2 separate regions of the Homo sapiens genome follow, and region 1 is linked to region 2. Evidence: read pairs that join two places in POLR2A ChIA-PET (ENCODE). Cell type or tissue: A673. All regions are shown on one strand. Links, peaks and the distances in the headings refer to the core of each region. The heading gives the core; the rest is flanking DNA.

What was found. Peaks named below come from ENCODE experiments on the same cell type or tissue, not always from the same donor. Only the 100,000 strongest peaks of a DNase experiment are listed, where the experiment ranks them.
Region 1: POLR2A ChIA-PET joins it to region 2 with 7 read pairs; 1 of 35 experiments calls an interaction of 5 or more read pairs at or near these places.

What each region holds. Positions count from the first base shown.
Region 1 is chr4:127,041,736-127,051,378 of GRCh38, reverse strand. No RefSeq gene overlaps it. Among named protein-coding and RNA genes, the nearest start is that of INTU, 590 kb to the left of the region's middle. In A673, for the core only: no CTCF peak of the experiment used is centred there; a DNase peak (open chromatin) is centred at 5,898; H3K27ac peaks cover 771 bases.
Region 2 is chr4:127,535,333-127,544,975 of GRCh38, reverse strand. No RefSeq gene overlaps it. Among named protein-coding and RNA genes, the nearest start is that of INTU, 93 kb to the left of the region's middle. In A673, for the core only: a CTCF peak has its summit at 5,993 (motif pointing right); a DNase peak (open chromatin) is centred at 5,985.

The DNA of each region.
Region 1 (9,643 bases), core at 1,303-9,302, 490 kb after region 2:
ATTGCCTTGGTAAAATCTCTTCTAAACGGTTTGAATTCAACATATAGAGGAAGTCAGACAGTTGATAATTGGAACAGAAGCTGGAAGATGTTGTGGGGTAACAATGACAGGGCCTGAGAAAAGGGCTTTACATATTCTCTTTTCTGAGGAGAGTGGTGAGATAAACCACAAAAGCTGCCTGGGGTCCTGAATGCTATTCTATTTCCTGAACCATGCTCCATTTTCCTGGTGCCTGGCTGGGGGTATATTCTGATACTTGTCTGGGGCCGCTCTTCCTCACTTGTACTCCTATCCTTACAACAAACACGCACTTATCTGTAGCCTGAGTGAGTTTCTGATTTTGGCAATGTGAAGTGCTGAACACAGAGGTACTATGAGATGATTAAAGAGGGAGTCCTGACTGTGTCATAGAGAACATGGTTCACCTGAGACTTGAAGGGCACATAGCGTGGGCCACGGAGAGGACAGAGGACCAGTTGTGCAAGTGCAGGGAAGCAGGAGAGAATAAGCCAAGTTCAAAAAGAATCACTACTGCACAGAGGAGCTATGTGTAGGGGTAAGATATGAGGATGGACGGTCAAATAATGACCAGATCATGAAGATTTTGCATTTTGTACCACAGATAGGCAGGAGCAACTGTAAGAATTTTCAAACAAGTACCTTGTCAGCAATACAAAAGGTTTATTAGCTAAGATTAAATTTGGAGAGTAAAAGATAAGTGAGTGAGTCTTTTAGGGCCTTAACTAGGTGTAGGTGAGTTCTAAGGGCCTTAACTAGGGTAGAAGCCGTGTGTGTGTGGAAATTATAAAAGAGATTGTAAGGCAGTAGGATGAGCAAGATTTGGCAACTGATTGGGTGTGAGGAAAGACTCAGGGATGATTCCCAGGGTTTCTGGCGTGGGTGAAGGGGCTGATGAAGGTAACAATTCTTGAGCGAGAGAACATGGGAAAGAAACAAATTTGAAGATAGTTCCTTTGGAATTGTGGCACAAAGATGTGTGACTGCGTTTTTATTATGAGGTCTAAACTAATAATGGAAGAAACTGTATAAAGCAAGGTAATATAGAAATTATTCTAGGTTCTTTATGAATCTGACATTGCTCTACTTTTTCTTAATTACAATTCTCTAATTGTTGGGCTCTCACAGCTTAAATTTACAGTAGCTGAGAATTCCTTGACAGATGCCTCCTTAAGTTATGTTCTTTGCCTTCAAGGTTACCCTGGGAGACAACTGGTTAGGGCACACCCATTTTAAGCTATATCTCCCTAATGAACGCCATCAGGCACTGTGCAAGGATGGACAATGGTTGGGGGCTGGGGGTAAGGGAGCTCCCAAATCAAAATAACAGAATACAAAAACCTCTCTTTGTTTTTTATTTCCTCTCGTTGCTTTTTCACTGCCTCTAAAGGTAAGAATGGCCTTTGTTTTACATATTGTCTAGAGTCTATCTCAGGGGAAGTTGAGCTGGATTCTGAAGCAAAGGGTGGCTTACACAGGATAAATTTCAAGCTTCCACTCTTGTCCGCTCAGCTTCCTTTGATGCCTCAGTAGTTTCAAGGTTCCCTTAGTGTTTCTTTTACTATACAATGGTGAAGTTGTTTACCACTAGAAGAAGTTCATCGGGTGAAATTTACCCAGGGCTCCCTTAAAACTGATGCTGCATGCATGCATGAATTGCTTCCAGGGTTACTCACTCCTTTAGCTTTTGCTAAGGAATCTGTCAGTCAAATGAGTTGCTGCTGACAACAACTTTTTAAGACTCTTTTTTCTCAACCATAACACATTAAACACTTTGAAAACAGATAAGCAAACGTTTTCTCACAGTCTGTTACGTATTTTTCCTTGCTGCCCATTTCAATATAATGAAATTCATGTTTTACAAAAAGAATTCCGGTAAAATGGATCAGATTTCATTCTTTACCATTTTGTCCATATGTGTTTGGACTCCCATAAGTCAATGACGTATAGGGTTAGTGTGATAGTAAGTTTCCATTTTAAAGATTCAAAGTCCTATGATCCACAGCTCAACTTAAGTTTCCCTGGTGAAAATGTGATGTTTCTGTTTGCATCTATTCTCTTTTGTTTTGGTCATCTTCTCCATTAGCATGAGTCTAGCATTTTGAAACCAAGATAGCCATTAGTAATGTTTTCTTACGGGAGTACCCTCACTGTGATTGCAATACCCAACAAGCTATGTGGAAATGGGCTTTATGATGATGAATTACTGTTGCAAAAAGAACTCAGTGGCACTGATAAATATTAAAGAGCTACTGTTGCCCCCATGGAAATCATTTTATTTATTTGCTTCTAAAGCCTATTCTCTGTACATCTCTTCCCTTTTATTTCTGTGCTGATTTACATGACAACAAAGTCTCTGGTCCTCAGGAGCTTGTCTGCTCCTGCCGCTATTCTCTCCTTGGAGTCCTCACCCTCTCTTTGCTGAGGAGATGAGTGACAATGAAGTGAGGAGTAAATGGCTACTGGAGCAGATGAACTCTGAGAAACAAAGATCCCCTTCTCATGCAAATTTCCATAGTGATTTAACATCAAGGAAGAAAAGAAACCAGGGCACAAGGTATCAAGAGAACTGGATGGTATTTGAGGTTGATCCATGAAGCCTTGACATCTCTTTAAGAGTGCCATCTATCAAAGCATCTCCTTCCCTTTCATATACAGTGAAAACACATTTCCAATTTGAAGAGAAACATGGAGGCACATAAAATCTAACCTCAGTCCCAGGGCCTGGGTGTGCACTCACACCGCCAGTCCCTTCAATGTCTCATTTAACTGGGTCGCTCATTCCTAACCAATGAGAATGTCTCCCAGCATGCTTACTTATTGCCTAAACTATCCACTCTGCCTGGGAGGCCTCCTCCTTTTCTTTTCTGACTTAAACTTTCTCTACCTTTCAAAGATGAATTCAGGCCCATTCTATTATCCTTAGAGTCTTTCCCTCCAGATCTTTCTTCAGAATTTGCATTGTACCAGTTCTTGCCTATAAGCTGTTTTCTCCAAAATTTTTTGAGAAAAGTAATCATGTATTATACTGCATTTCTTTTTATCTACACCTCTTAATATAATAGCAGACATATAATATGTATTTGTTAGATAGACTAGCTGTAATTTAAGAATTATGAAACTAAGAAGGATAAGTTTATTTTAGATATGCATCTATCCATGATTGTTTTTCCTTTAAATTTAAAACCCGTGGCAGCTTGCCTTAAAGATAAAGCAAGCTACATGTCCTGCTTTTGATTAATTGACTCTTCAGGGATGCCATCAACCACAGAAATGTAAACTAATGCATTTCAGTTAAAATGATTTTTAACTCAGAGGCTTGATACATTTGGTGAGAATATTATTGATAATAATAATATTTTTAATAGTAAATACTTAGTGCTTACCTTGTTACCAGTCCAAACATTTTAAGCATGTGTACTCTCATTTAATCCTCACAAACAACCATATGAAGTACGTAATATTGTTATGACCATTTTATAGATAAGGAACCTGAGTGTTAAGTAACTTGCCTGCAGTTGTAGAATTTGGATCTCGGCAGTCTGGCTCTAGGGATCTGTGCTCTGAACCATGATTCTATTCTGCCTGTTACACTGCCATTGGGTTCTCGCTCTGCCTTCCTACCTTTTGTTGGGTACAGTGTTCTTCAGTTTCCAAACTTCAGCACCAGACATTCTGAGAATTTTTCTGGCAAGCCTTTTATGTGAGATCTTACTACTGATTTTGCAAAACTCAGAAGAAGATTTAATTTGGATAGGGAGGTTCACTCTAAGTGAGTATAGTAATATATTATAGTCAAAGTTAGAACTAAGATTGCTGGAACATTTTAAAACAAGTGTAAATGTGGTGCTTGTGAAAACATGAATGAAGGCCAGTAGGTCAGGTAGTTGGTTTAGAATTCCTTTTAATCACGGTTTCTTTCTATTAGTTATTTGTTAAAATTAAATTGTGAAGTGGATGAATGAAGATAAAATAATGCACGTGTTATAAAGTTAAAAGAAGGAATATATTTAAAACTGCCAGGAAAATATATAATATAAAGAAAACAATCCCTGGACTTCTTTTCTTGCTATAAGGAACAGGTTTCTCACCTGAGAGGGAAAAGACTCCTTGTCACTATGAGACTAATTTATGAAGCCAAACTTGTGTTCTGGGACTGAATTGCTATTGATATTGGTTACTCTTTAAATAACTCAAAGGGCAAGAGTGTGTGTGTGTGTGTGTGTGAGTGTGTGTGTGTGTGTGTGTGTATGTGTGTGTTTGTGTGTGTTCATGCTTCTTTGGGAAGGATATTAGGACCATTGAGACAAGAGATGTATTTTCTGAAGTAATATATGGTGAAATTAAGGTTACAAATCCCTCCCATCATCAAGATGGATGGTAAGAATTAGAAGTGAGAGCAAAATTTGATTCTGTACAAAAAAGTGATTCCAAGGGCACTCCTTGTTGGGGGATGGGGGGTGAATTTCAGAGGTTTCTGCCAGCTGTGCATCAGAGAAGTGAACCTGGTCACTCACAAATCAACCCTTGTTGGAGCAGAAATAGAAGGAGATGAAGTTTTATATATCAATAAATATCATCCTCATAAAGTAAGAAACTTGTTTACCGAAATCACAATAAGAGAAAAAGAAACAAAGAACAACCAACACAAGCCTAGAGATTATTCATCTGTCACACATCTACTGGGAATCTGTTGTCTGCCAGGTACTGTACTAATCACCAGGGATAGAAAAAGAATAAATATCACTGTCCTTCAACACCTCATAATCTGGGGGGTGGAGGGGGCAGGACTAGAGAAAAATTAAAAATTAGTATTAGAAATTACAATGCAATATAAAAAATGGTATGTCTAGGTTGCCCAAGGATTAAAGAGCAGTAGCGAAGAATGGTTTTACCACAGCAGGTAACACAAGGAAGACAGGACCTGTCTGGGTAGAAGCATGAAGAGGAACACTCCCCCAGTGGGAATGGGATGCAGAAAGGCATCACGGTACGACAGAGCAGGGTTTTGTTGGGGAACTGCAAATGGGGATACACAGAATGTGGTAAAGCTGTCCCATTTTGTTATGGCCTATATTTAGAATGTTTGGTGCTTTAGATTACTTAATCCTTAAAACTTCCCTCTGAGAATGTGTTCTCAACTGCTGTGGCTGACAGGTTGGCTTTGGTGAAAGGTAGGTGTGGGCATTTCCAGGATCCATGCCAAGTGCAGGTGTGCCTGTGGGCTGCTTGTCTATGTTGTGGATTATATAGGATGAATGAGAATGCATGTGGCTGCTCCAACAGCCATAGCCTTTTGGAGGAGCTGATGTGCTGTTCCCCAGTTGTTTATTGCTCTTTTGCCTTTCTATGCACTCAGTTCATATGCCTTCTTCCCTTTATCTACATGAGAAAGTCTTATTCTTATTTTGATGTAAAATAAACATTAAAGATTACTATGTAGAAAAGTTTCTCACCTGGTCCGTGCATAGTCCATACATACACTTTGCTTGTGCATGCTGGAGAAACACATATACAAGCTTTTTCTTTTTCCCCTTTATAGTGTAAAGTGGTTGTCTGGATTTATTTCAGTTATTTAAATTAGTCATGAGTCAAGACAACATCTGACTTGCAGAAACCACACTCATCATGGTTGGTAATGATTGCATCAGTATGAAGTGTGTGTGTGTGTGTGTGTGTGTGTGTGTGTGTGTGTTGAAGGAGAGCATAAGAGAGTGAACTTTCTGCTCACAAGTACAAAATGACCCAAAGGAAAACATTCTGAAATTTAAATCTGCAGTTTTTCTCCCCCTGAAAGCAGCTGTGTTCCCTCAAAGCATCATCCTGTACAGAATGCTCCACAGGATGCTTGGTACCCTGCTGTTAGTACAGTAACCGCAGACACATTGTCTGTAGTGTTAAGAGGCAAATAATATGGTCATAGCCACTGATTTAATCTTTCGATTGGCATCTGAATATAGGCAGTTGTTTTAAGATAGTAATTAGCTGAACCCTGGGGGAATTTCTTTTCAAAATACATGCTAGTTCTTATGTGTCTCATTATTTTGCTTAGGTAGGCTGTCTTGTTCAACTAAATAAAGATACATGGAAGTGAACTGGTTTCTTTAGGATTCCTACTTTAATTTGGTAGGAATAGAGACTGCTGGTAATGCCTACAGTCTGTACCAAAGTCAAAGTTATGATGTAACACTATAGGGATATTTATTTGGCTTCTGGGGTTTATTTTTTCATATAGAAAACTAGAGATTTTGACAGATTTTTATATTATAATGTGCTCACACCTGAGGGGCTGGACTCCAGGGATATATTTGCTTGCTGGCAAAAGCAGAAAGGACTGATATGAGGATTTTGAAGTCAGTGACTTCCAACTTTGATCCTACAGCAAAATATATATTGAACTGATTTGTTCATTGCACAGTGTCTGTCATGAGATGAGGTTTCAGCCTTAAGATTCCCCTCGCCCTCTCAGATAGACAGCCAAGATATTCTGTTGGGGTTGTGCCATCTATTCAAACAGCATGGAGATGGGGCTAGGCCTAGAACTCTGTGGAAATAGCAAAACTCAGCCGTAACTCAGGTTTCTTCTTACTAAGAAAACTTAGTACACACATAACTAATTGGATCGATCATGAAAATTATGTACATTTCTTTGTGAATACAATATATATGTCTAAGTGTCCTGAAGTTTCTCACTTTTTTGAATCATAATGGTTTTCTACCTTAATATATGCTTTATACTTTTCAATTAACTTATAAGAAGAAAAACTAAGGAAAATAAAAAGGTAAAAGATATAGTAAATTGGAAACACTCTTTGCTCACACAGTTTATGGTGAGATTCATGTCATCACAAGATAGGCTATCCTCGGGCTACTTAGGAGTTTGCCTCTCACACTGTGGACATGCCTCACTGGTGAACTAGATTACCATGTGGATGATGTTACTCATTGAATGAGAGATTCAAATTAATTGATTCCATTGTTTGGCCTTTGTATTCATGTGAAACTGCCAATCCTTAGCTTCCCTACTCCAAATAAATTGTAAACGGAAACCTTTGCCACCCAGGCTCAATTTCCTTCAGTGCTGGAGATAATATTGACCAAGTCTGGCAAGAGATCTCTTCACTGATCTCCTAACTGAACTGTCAATTAATCAGTGTTGTCTGTAAAACATATTGTTGATGGCCCAGAGAACATGCAAGCTTCCTGCAAGCCGACTCCTCTTTGATACACTTGTGCACCTTTTCTCCTGTAAATTTTTATGTTATGTACTTATTTTTAAAAAATCAGTTGTTTTATTCACAGTTAAAGTCCTTGGGGAGCAGATTCATTTATCGTTCGTATTTTGTTTGTTTGTTTGTTTGTTTCTGATCTTGGTTATTTCCTTTCTTCTGCTTGATTTGGGTTTGGTTTGTTCTTGTTTCTCCAGTTCCTTGAGGTGTGACCTTAGATTGTCTATTTGTATTCTTCATCCAAATACAAGAAGCACCAAGAACACCTGGGAAATTCACCGCAAAAACATCTTTGCATGGGCACATTGTCATCAGGTTATCCAAAGTTAAGACAGGGAAAGAATCTTAAGAGCTGTGAGACAGAAGTACCAGGTAACCTCTAAAGGAAAACCTAAGGTCAGTTTTTTTTAAGAAAAGTAACTTTATTGTGGTATAAAGACTACAAAATCAAGGTGTCAAAAATTAAATTAGATGCAAGGTATAAAAAATTGCTGTTCTGTAGGTCCAAATGAACTTTATGAAATTCCCATCTTTTAAAATCATAAATGGCTGAAATTTGTCAATTTTGTATGGAACTCACTATTATATATGGGAATATAATCAGTGACTTATACTCAGAGGAAATCCTTTGACACTGTATCAAAGATCTGGTCATGAAATGCATATTTAGACATTGCAAGTTATAATAAAATGTTGAAAACATGTCTCATATTTATGGATCACCAATTTATTTTATTTTATTTTTATTAACCAACCAATTGCGATTTATAATCTTGTTGATAAAAAGAGGGCTTCTGCAGTGCAAAGTCTCTGGTGGGGTTTAGAATTTATATTCCTGCCCTAACAATGGGATATCTTTTGCTGGGATGACTTAGGTGCCTTTATACAAGAGCATTCAGCCATCTCTCTGTGTTGAAAGACAGTCGGGGAACTAGAAAGGAATTCTAGTTCCTGAGTCACACACTCCAGCTTTCTACCATTGTAAGCATCAGTCATTGGCTAAAATCTGGTAACTCTCACTTTTTTTGTTGACTGCTTCTTTGTGGTGCTTGTGACATTTTTTTATTCCTTCCAAGTTGCTGGTTCTTGCTCAATTTATTTTTTAAAGTAATTTCACATTTTATTATAGAAATGTGCAATATACCTGAGTATATTGCACAGTGCTGAGGTTTGGGGTATGATTGATCTCATCACCTAGATACTGAGAATAGTACCCAATAGTTTTCAACTCTTTCCTCTCTCCCTTCTCTTTCCCCCAATAGTCCCCATTGTCTATTTTTGCCATCTTTATGTCTATGAGTACCCATTGTCTGCTTCCACTTATAAGTGAGAACATGTGGTATTTGGTTTTCTGTTCCTGTGTTAATTCACTTAGGATAATGGGTTCCAGCTGAATTCATGCTGCTTCAAAGAATGATTTCATTCTTTTTTAATGGCTGCATAGTATTCCATGGTGTATAGGTACAACATTTTTTTTTTTAGTCCAATCCACAATTGACGGTCACCTAGGTTGATTCCATATCCTTGCTTTAATGAATAGTGCTGTGATGAACATACAAGTGCATGTTTCTTTTTGGTAGAATAACTTATTTTCTTTTGGATATATATATAGTACTGGGATTACTGTGTTGAATGGCAGTTCTGTTTTAAGTTTTCTAGAAATCTCCCAACTGTATTCTGCAGTGATTGAACTAATTTACACTCCCACCAACTGTGTGTAAGCATTCCCTTTCCTCTGCATCCTCACCAGCATTTTTTTTTTAACTTTTCAATAATAGCCATTCTGACTAATGTGGGATACTATCACATTTTGGTTTTGATTTATGTTTCTCTGATGATTAGTGATGCTGAATATTTTTTCATATGTTTCTTGGCCACTTGTAGGTCTTTTGAGAAGACCTTGTTCATGTCTTTTGTCTATTTTTTAAATGGGTTTTTTTATTGTTCAATTATTTAAGGTCCTTATATATTCTGAATATTAGATCTTTATCAGATGCATAGTTTGGTAATATTTTCTCCTATTCCATAGGTTGTCTTTTACTCTGTTGAGAGTTTCTTTTGCTGTGCAAAAATTCTTTAGTCTAATCAGGTCCCACTTGCCAATTTTTGTTTTTGTTGCAATTGCTTTTGAGGACTTAGTCACAAACTCTTTTCCTAAGCCAATGACTGGGATGGTGTTTCCTAGGTTTTCTTCAATGAGTCTTATATTTTGAGGTCTTACATTTAAATCTTTAATTCATCTTGAGTTAATTTTTGTATATGATGAAAGATAAGGGTCCAGTTTCATTCTTCTACATATAGTTAGGTAGCTATCTTGGCACTGTTTATTAGAATAGGGAGTCCTTTCCTCATTGCTTGTTTTTGTTGACTGTGTCAAAGATCAGATGGACATAGGT
Region 2 (9,643 bases), core at 452-8,451:
TATTAATTTCCATATGGTAATGAAATGGGAGAGTTCCCTGATCCCCCTTGCAGGATGTATGACAGGAGTGTGGCTCGTCCGTTCAGCTTCTGTGCTCTCAAACCCCTTACAGGATGGGGAGCAGGCAGACAGGCAGGGTCAGGAGCTGGGGCAAGTGTTTTTGGGCTCCAGCCCCACGGTAGTGTCTAGGGGTATGTGCCTGTAGCTCTTGAAGCCCCAGTAGGCATGCTACAGTGTTCTTTTAGCTTTGCTGTCTGCAGATGGCTTAAGTGTTACCAGCTCTGTGCCATCTTGTCTGGTGTCCAGGAAGAATCAATTCACATAGACAAATTGAAGAATGGTAAATGTGGGGGATTTTATTGCTGGATGGAGGTGGCCCTCAGCAGTATGGATGTGGAGCTGGAAAGGGGATGGAGTGGGAAGATGATCTTCCCCCGGAGTTCAGTTGTCCCACAGCCAATCTCCTCTCTGACCGTCCCCAGCCGAACTCTTCTTGACATTCAGACACTCCTTTTCTTCTCTCCTTCTCTGTGGTGCCACTCTTCTGTTCCTCTGCTCTTCTGCTCATATACTTATGGAGCCTGGGGTTTGGGGTTTATATGGGTGTAGGATGGGGGGTGGGGATAATGGGCCAAAAGGCAACATTTGGGCACAAAAACAGGAATGCCTGTTTCCATTTAAGGCTGCGGTTTTCCAGGCTTGAGGGTGGGGCCTTTGCTGGGGAACTGCCCTCTTCTACCCAGTATTTCCCTGTCTCCTGTCCATATCATTAATTAGTAACATTTTGAATAGAAATACTCAATAGTGTAAAAATAATATATAATTTCATTGAATACAAAGCTTGAGATATATTTTGGGGAATCTTGAAAAACTAAATTTTATCTGAAATAAGAAATACGTGAAAATATCCAGGAAATTTCTTAAAATAAATTTTAATGAAGGTATCACTTATTAAAATATGTTATGAATCTTTAACAGTTAAAATATGTAGCTATATGGGATAAAGCAGGTTTCAGATAAAGACTGAATTCTTTATATATAAAGAAATATAATTTATGATGAAGAGGTTATTAATTCTACTAAGGAAAAGATAAAACTAATGAATTATGTTAGGAAAGCTGATGATCACTTGGAAAAAAAGCCAGATTTCTTTTTTTTATCTCTGTACTTAAATGAATTTAGATGCATCAAATTATAGATTGATGCATCTATATTCAATAGTGCAAGAACAAAGTGTTACTTACAAAAATTGAAGCCTTAAGAATAGTGAAGAAAATATAGTTGGATATTTTTATGATTTGGGAACAAAGGAAACCTTTCAAAGCATCATACCCAATCCAGAAAGCATAAAGGAATACAGTCAAACATGCACTGTAAGGCAAAAACCAACCAAACAAAAAACACCATCAACAAAACCCCCAAAAGGTTAAAAGGTAAATTACAGTATAGTAAAAATATTGGCAACATATATACTAATATGGACCAGGAAATAATTTTATTTTTGAAACTTTAGTGTTTAAAAGTATAACTTTCTCTATTTAAAATTCAATATTAGCACAAATTTTAATTTTCTTCTTTGGCAATGAAACATTTAATCTAGTCATTTCCCAGTAAACTTAGTTAGATGTAGTGATTTCTCAGGGTTCAGCGTTTTCTGGGTCAACCTAAAGTGAGCAACAGAGAGACTGATCTTCCAGAGCAAAGAGTTTATTCCAGAGTAGCAGGAGATTGCAATCCAGGATATGCATGCTATGATGGATCATAGGTGCATCCAAGGGAGGTGGGGTAGGGGAAAGCTTTTAAGGACAGAAAGGTGAAGTCCACAGAAGCTGTTTTGGAACAAGACTATTGGAGCTTGTTGCAATAGTTGGCATTAACTCATTGGCAGAGACATTGTTAGGCAAGTGTCTTTGGGCACGCAGCTCATATGGAATACTGCAGTTTTAAGGAATTCCTTGCAGAGTTCCCAGCATAGATATGCATGTATGAGGACCCCTTTTTCATGGCCTCCAGCTCCCTTTTATTAGGGCTTCACATCAGTGACTCCATTTTGATACTGATAACTTTTTTGTCTAATCTATATACCTCCCTTCTTGTGCCCCCTCTCCCTAAATGGCAGTTGTATTCCAGGTGGTTAACATGGTGCCTTGGCATTGGTAGAAGGAGGAAACTGGTCCAGTTGTCATCTGCTGGGGTCTGATAATATGTACTTTGCTTTATAGCCTCTATCCTCACTGCAGCTGCTGTTCACGTTTTTGCCTCTGATATTTTTGCTTCTGCCATGACATGTGGCTTATATAATCAATATCCTATCTGGTGAAGGCACATTTCTGACCTAATATGGCATCTCGTCTGCTGAAACTCTCTCAGCTATTTCCTTTTTCTTTTTCTTTTCTTAGACGGAGTCTCACTCTGTCACCAGGCTGGAGTGCAGCGGCGCAATCTCGGCTCACTGCAACCTCCGCCTCCCAGGTTCCAGTGATTCTCCTGCCTCAGCCTCCCAAGTAGCTGGGACTACAGGTGTGTGCCACGATGCCCAGCTAATTTTTGTATTTTTAGTAGAGATGGGGTTTCACCATGTTGGCCAGGATGGTCTCGATCTCTTGACCTCGTGATCCGCCTGCCTCAGCCTCCCAAAGTGCTGGGATTACAGGCGTGAACCACCGTGCCTGGCCTCAGCTATTCCTTTAGCTATACAAAACTTGAGGGAGTGTCTTAGGCTCCTTTTATTTTCTTTTTCAACTTTTATTTTAGAATCGGGGGGTACATGCGCAGGTTTGTTACCAAGGTATATTGTGTGATGCTGAGGTTTAGGGTATGACTGAACCTGTCACAGAGGTAGTGAGCATAATACCCAACAGGTAGTTTTTCAACCCTTGTCCACCTCCCTCTCTCCCCAACAGTAGTCTGCAGTGTCTATTGGAGTCTCTTGAAAGCATACTTTCCTTTCTTTCCTGTTCTGAAGCCTTTTAAAATAAACTTCTACTCCTGCTCTGAAACTTGCCTTGGTCTCTTTTTCTGCCTTATGTCCCTCAGTTGAATCCTTTCTTCTGAGGAGGTAAGAACTGAGGTTACTGCATACCTGTAGGGATTTGCTACTAGTAATTCAGATATCTTCCACCAGTAACAATATCAAGTGCCTATTTTGGAACTCCAAGTCAGGAATTTGATTTTTGTTTCTTCTTCCTATTCACCAGTTCACTGAAAGAGTAAGTTTTAGTCTCATGGTCTAGCTTTAACAGTGGGCAGCCCTTGAGATAAAGGCAATTTCCAAAACGTAAAATAAAAACCAACAATTGTTTAAGTATGTTGCTAATTTTTAAATAGCTCTTGCAAATTGACAAGAAAAAGATAAACCCGCCAATAGAAAAATGGACCAAAAGATAAAGGTGTTATTTACAAATGGAGAAGTGCAAATGGCCAATAAATATATAAAACAGAGGTTCCACTTTGCTTGTAACCACAGAAAACACACATTTATCAAGATGTCATTTTTTTGCCCATTTTATTGAAAAAGGAGAAAAATATAATAATGTCTACGTTGGAAATCGAGTACAGGAAAAGGACTCTGTGTAGTAAAATCTGGCACTTCTTAAGAGAGCAGTTGGGAGTATGTGGCAAAATGTATAATGTGTATATCCTTTATTTTATATCTACAAATGTATTCTAAGGTTATAATCTGGTATCTTCACAAAGGCATATATTTGAGGAGCTAGTAATAGCACTGCTTATAATAATGAGAAATTGGAAATAACCTAATTACCTATTGTAAGGAGTTAGTTAGATATGTTGGTTACAGACAATGGGACATTATATAGTATGGAATACTTCACAGTGTGAAGGAGCAAAACATAATTTTCTGTCTGTCCTAAATTCCTGGCTTGGACGTCCTGTAACAAAAGACAGATTAACAAGAGAAAACAAATAGAAGTTTATTAACAATGTCCTCATGTGTATTACCTGTGCAACTCATGTTTACATGGGACATACCCAGGGAGAGAGATGACTTAGAATGCAAGCTGAACTACCATCTTTAGCTAAATACAAGAGGATCTGGAGGAGGCCCAGTTATGGGGAGGTGACCAGGAAAAGTATGGTAAAAAAGAAGTTAGCCACGGTGGCTCATACGTGTAATTCTAGCACTTTGACAGGCCAAGGTGGGAGGGTCACTTGAGCCTAGGAGTTTGAGACCAGCTTAAGTGACAGCCAGACCCTGTCTCAAAAAAAGGAAAGGTTTGTTATGCAGATTTAAATGAGGGCCCTCTCCCTTCTTAAGATTTTACTGTGATTTTACTTCCTTTACTGGTACAGAGAGGGAGACACCTCTACAAATGGAGATTTCTTTTTTAAATGTAAATTTCCCTTACGAAAGGGTAACCTCTACTCTGTTTTCAGAACTTCTCCTGTGTGTGTCTGCTATTTCTCAGAATAATCAGCTCAAAATAATCTTTATGCTAAAAAGGTATATTTTGGGGTGGCACATTCTGGTCTTCTACTGTCATATTTTGAATGGCATATTCTGGTCTCCTACAACTGCTACTAAAGAAATGATACATAGCCATATTTAGTGACAGGGAAAAATATCCATGATACAGTGGAGTTATAAAGTAACAAGTGTAGTATTAGAGATCTCTTCATACAGACTCAGAGATGCATAACCTCAGTGGGTCCCATTCACATCCTAGTGGAAGTCCTGTCATTTGTGACAACTGGGATGTGAACAGTGCTTCAAGAATTTTACAGTGTGGCAGCCCTGATAGTTTGATGCTTTTTTAAATAAAAAATTCTATGCATATGTAAAGCAAGAACTAATTCTATGCATACATAGAGAGAGAACTAATTCTACGCATATATAGTGAGAGAACTAATTGTTTCTTTAAATGATGGCCTCAGAATTCTCTGAAATGATTGTGCTAGATAGGTGTGCTTGGTTATGAAGATATGGCTCCTTTTAGCATAGTTGTGATGGGTGGGGAAGGGATAGAATTCTTCTTCATAAGAAACTAAAAGGAATTTTGGGACTAGATGCCAGCCAGAGAAGTTGGAAGGGGGTTGCCCAGCAGCAGGGAGTAAGTGGAAGATATAATACAGTGAAAATTTCCTTGGAGTAGAAAAGGCTTAGGAAATTTTTGAAGGACAGGATGTATAAGATGGAATTTTCCATAGACTGCTTTTCTCTGCTGCCCACACTGCTGTCTTAAGCATTAGCTGCTTATGCTACCAGACAACATTCATTAGGAAATACTCTTCTTCATAGTGAAGTGACAGGGCAGTGGCCAGCTGGGTCTCTATGCAGAGCTGGTGAAACGCAGAATGGAGGTGGAGAAGCAGAGCATTTAGGGTCAGAGCCAAAATATACTTGATTTTTACAGGTGCAAGGACTTTAGCTAATGTTTGGGTTAGATATTCATGAACATTGTTCAACAAAATAAAAAATAATTTTTTTTCTGGTGGCAAAATTTGGAGTAGTTTTTTGCTTCTGTTTTTAATATCCTTCTGAACTATTTACAATAATCATAATTATTTTTTAAATTAGAAAAACGTGATCTTTTCTTTAAAGTAGCACAATGATGTGAATATACTTAATGCCATTAAAATATGCTCTTAAAAATGGTTAAGATGGTAAATTCTACGTTATGGTGTATTTTATCACAACTTAGAAAAAAGGACACATTAATGTCACAAAACCATAGATATTCTCCACAAATCCTTGTAAAATAGAGAAGAAGAAAAAATAAAAATGAAAACAAATGTACTATCATTTTTCTAGGGTAATTGGATGACTCCTGAAATTTCCTGTATAGTTTGCTTCGGACTATTGATACAGTAGGAGTGAAAAAAATGCCCTGAGGAGGCATGAAAATGAACAATTAAAAAGCCAGTGTGCATTACAAGGAAGGCATCTCATGGTTTTTGCTTTACAGTTTTCACGTTTTGTTTTCGTCCTTGCCACTGCCTTCATATGTCTAAAAGTTGCCACCGGGGGGCAGGAGTGTGCCAAAGTCGGGCAATGTCAGATGCCTGAACCAGCCAGGTTTGAGGTTTCTATTCAATTTCCTCACGGAGGAATTATTGTTCCTTTGTTCTTATTATACAGAATAAGAGATGAAGGCACATTTTCCTAATAATTAATGATGTTGAGCATCTTTTCATATTTCCACTGGCCATCTGTGTGTTTTGGGAGAAATGTCTGTTCAAAAGTCCTTTGTTCATTTTTTTTTTTTTTTTTTTTGAGACGGAGTCTCACTCTGTCGCCCAGACTGGTGTGCAGTGGCACTATTTCAGCTCAGTGCAACCTCTGCCTCCTGGGTTCAAGCGATTCTCCTGCCTCAGTCTCCCGAGTAGCTGGGATTACATGCACGCACCACCACACCCAGCTATTTATTTTAATTTTTTTTAGTAGAGACGAGATTTCACCATGTTGGCCAGGCTGACTTCAGGTGATCTGCCCACCTCGGCCTCCCAAAGTGCTGGGATTACAGGTGTGAGCCACCGTGCCTGGCCCCTTTGCTCATTTTTTAATTGGGTTATTTGGTTTTTTTGCTATTGAGTTGTAGGAACTCCTTATATACTTTGGAGATTAACCCCTTAAAAGATATATGGATTGTAAATATTTTCTCCCATTCCACAGGTTGCCTTCATTCATAGGTTGGTTTCATTCTATTGATTGTGTCCTTTGCTTTGGAGAAGCTGTTTAGTTTGATGTAGTCTCACTAGTCTATTTTTGTTTTTGTTGCCTATGCTTTTGGGGTCATTTCCAAGAAATCATTGCCAAGTCCAATGTCAAGAAGCTTTCTCCCTACGTTTTCTTTTAGTAGTTTTACAGTTTCAGGCTGTGTTTAAGTCCTTAATCCACTTTGAGTTGATTTTTGTGTATGGTGTGAGATAAGAGTCCAATTTCATTCTTTTGCATGTGGATATCAAATTTTCCCAACACCATTTGTTGAAGAGTCTATTCTATCCCCACTGAATACTCTTGGAATCCTTGTGGGAGATAATTGACTGTATTAGTGTGGATTATCTCTGGGCTATTTTGTTCTATTGGTACGTATATCTGTCTTTATGCCAGTTCCATACTGTTTTAACTACTGTACATATTTGTCATACAATTTAAAATCAGGAAGTTTAATGCCTCCAGCTTTGCCCTTCTTCCCTCAGGATTGTGTTGGCTATTCTGGATCTTTTGTGATTCCATATGAATTGTAGAATTGCTTTTATCTACCTCATTAAAAAATTGGGATTTTGATGGGGACAGCATTGAATTTGTAGAATGCTTTGGGTAGTGTGGACATTTTAACAATATTAAAGATGTCATCTCATATATAATAGGATGACTATTATCCAAACAAAAAAACCTCACAAAAAACAAAACAACACTTCTACGCTGTTGGTAGGAATGTAAAATGGCACAGCAGCTATGGAAAACAGTATAAAGATTCCTCAAAAAATTAAAAATGAAAATGGCATATGATCTAGCAATCCTACTTCTGAGTACATGTCCAAAAGAATTAAAATGTGGATCTTGCAGAGATATCTGCACCTCCATGTTAATTAATTGCAGCACTATTCACAACAGTCAAGATATGGAAACAACCCAAGTGTTCACAGACAAATTAATGGATAAAGAAAATGTGGTCTATATATACAGTGGGGGGTAATTCAGCCCTAAAACAAGAAGGAAATCCTGCCATCTGTGACAACATGGATGAACCTAGAGGACATGCTAAGTGAAATAAGCCAGACACAGAAAGACAGATATGACATGATTCCACGTATATGAGGTATTTATAATAGTCAAATTCATCAAAGCAGAGAGTACAATAGTGGATGCCAGGGGCTGGGGTAGGGAAAGGGAGAGTTCAATTGATATAAAGTTTCAGTTATGTGGGAAAATAAGTTCTAGAGATCTGTTGTATAATATGGTGCCTATAGTTAACAGTATGGTATTGGGCACTTCAAAATGTATTAAGTGGGTGGATCTCACGTTAATTGTTCTTACCTCAGAAACAAAAACAACAAAAATGAAAACAAAGAGACATAAGGAAACTTTGAGAGGTGTTAGATTTGTCTATCACCTTGATTGTAGGATGACATCATAGGTATTTGCATATGTTCAAACTCATCAAATTGAACACATTTACTTCACAGGATGAAGTAAATAGTTGGCAACCTAACATTATGTGAGTAGCCAAGGTAGAATTTAAACACTAGTGTCTCAGTCTATTTTCTGTTGCTTATAACAGAATACTTGAAAATGAGTAACTTATAAACAAAAGGAATTTATTTACAGCTTTGGAGGCTAAGAAGTACAATGTTGAGGAGCTGCATCTGGTGAGGGCCTTCTTGCTGGTAGGGACTCTGAAGATTCCTGAGGCAGTGTAGGGTATCACATGGTGAGAGGGCTAAGCATGCTAGCTCAAGTCTCTCTCCTTTTTCTTATAAAGTTAATTAATCCATGAATGGATTATTCTATTCATGATGACCAAGCCCTGATGAACCAGTTACCTCTTAAAGGCCCCACCCCTCAACATTGCCACATTAGGGATTATATTTCAACATGAGGTTTGGAGGGGACAACTGTTCAAGTCATAACAACTGGTTTTGATAATCCGTTGGCTAGGCTTTTTAAGAACTATCCTGAGTTTATAGCTATGATCTATACATTATTCAATGTTTAACAATTTTTTTTATTAAAGGCAGTAAATTAAGAAAGCTTTAAAGAAACAAACACACAGAAATAAAATAGGGGTACAAATGTCTACTTAGTGTATGCCATGATAGAAGCATCTGAATTAATGTGAGAAAGTCATAAGTAGAAGATAAAACTTGAGGAGAACAAATTAGGGTTTGCTTGTTAATTTGCCTATTTTGTTTCTTTCAGAGATTTTCCTTGTGAAAACCTTGGTGGTGAAGGGCAGGAGAATATGCTACCCCCAGAATTCGACTTTGGCATAAGGATTATCTTGAGCTGAAGGGAATTGAGAAGAAGCACAAACAAGAAAAGCTGTCTGCCCTCTCCCTATTTGCCTAAAATCAGGAAATAAATATACAAAGATGTACCTCTTTACCTCTCTACCAGGAATGACAAAGTTTGATCAGTGGAGATGACTTTAGACCCTTATCAGCCTGGAGATGGCACAAGAGAAATCTATACAGCAAACTTTACCAACTGTTCTACCTACTATTGGTTTCCCATATAATTGCTTTTCCACAATATGCCACATCTAGACACTCAAAGTCCTTTTCCTTTTTCTTGTCACTTCTCTGAAATTGTATTGTACTTTGTTGAAGATGCTATATAAGCTGAAGTTCTAAGCCATCTTTTTGAGAGTTACTCTTTCCTTTAGTTCTCTCTCATGTATATATGAAATATACATGTTAGTGAACTTGTTTGTTTTTCTCTTGTTAATCTGTCTTTTGTTGCAGGAGGTCCAGCTAAGGACTCTGAAGAGTAAAGGAGAAATTGTTTTCTCCTCTCCTACAGTGGATTTTGTCTTTTTAGTGCAGAAAGTTGCATTAAAGATGGCAACAACAGTCACTCAAGATGGTTTCTATCCACAGATAATTTCATTGATTGGAGCAAAGTTTTTCCAAGGATCATTGTTATGAGCTGAACTATGTTCCCCTCAAATTTATACGTGGA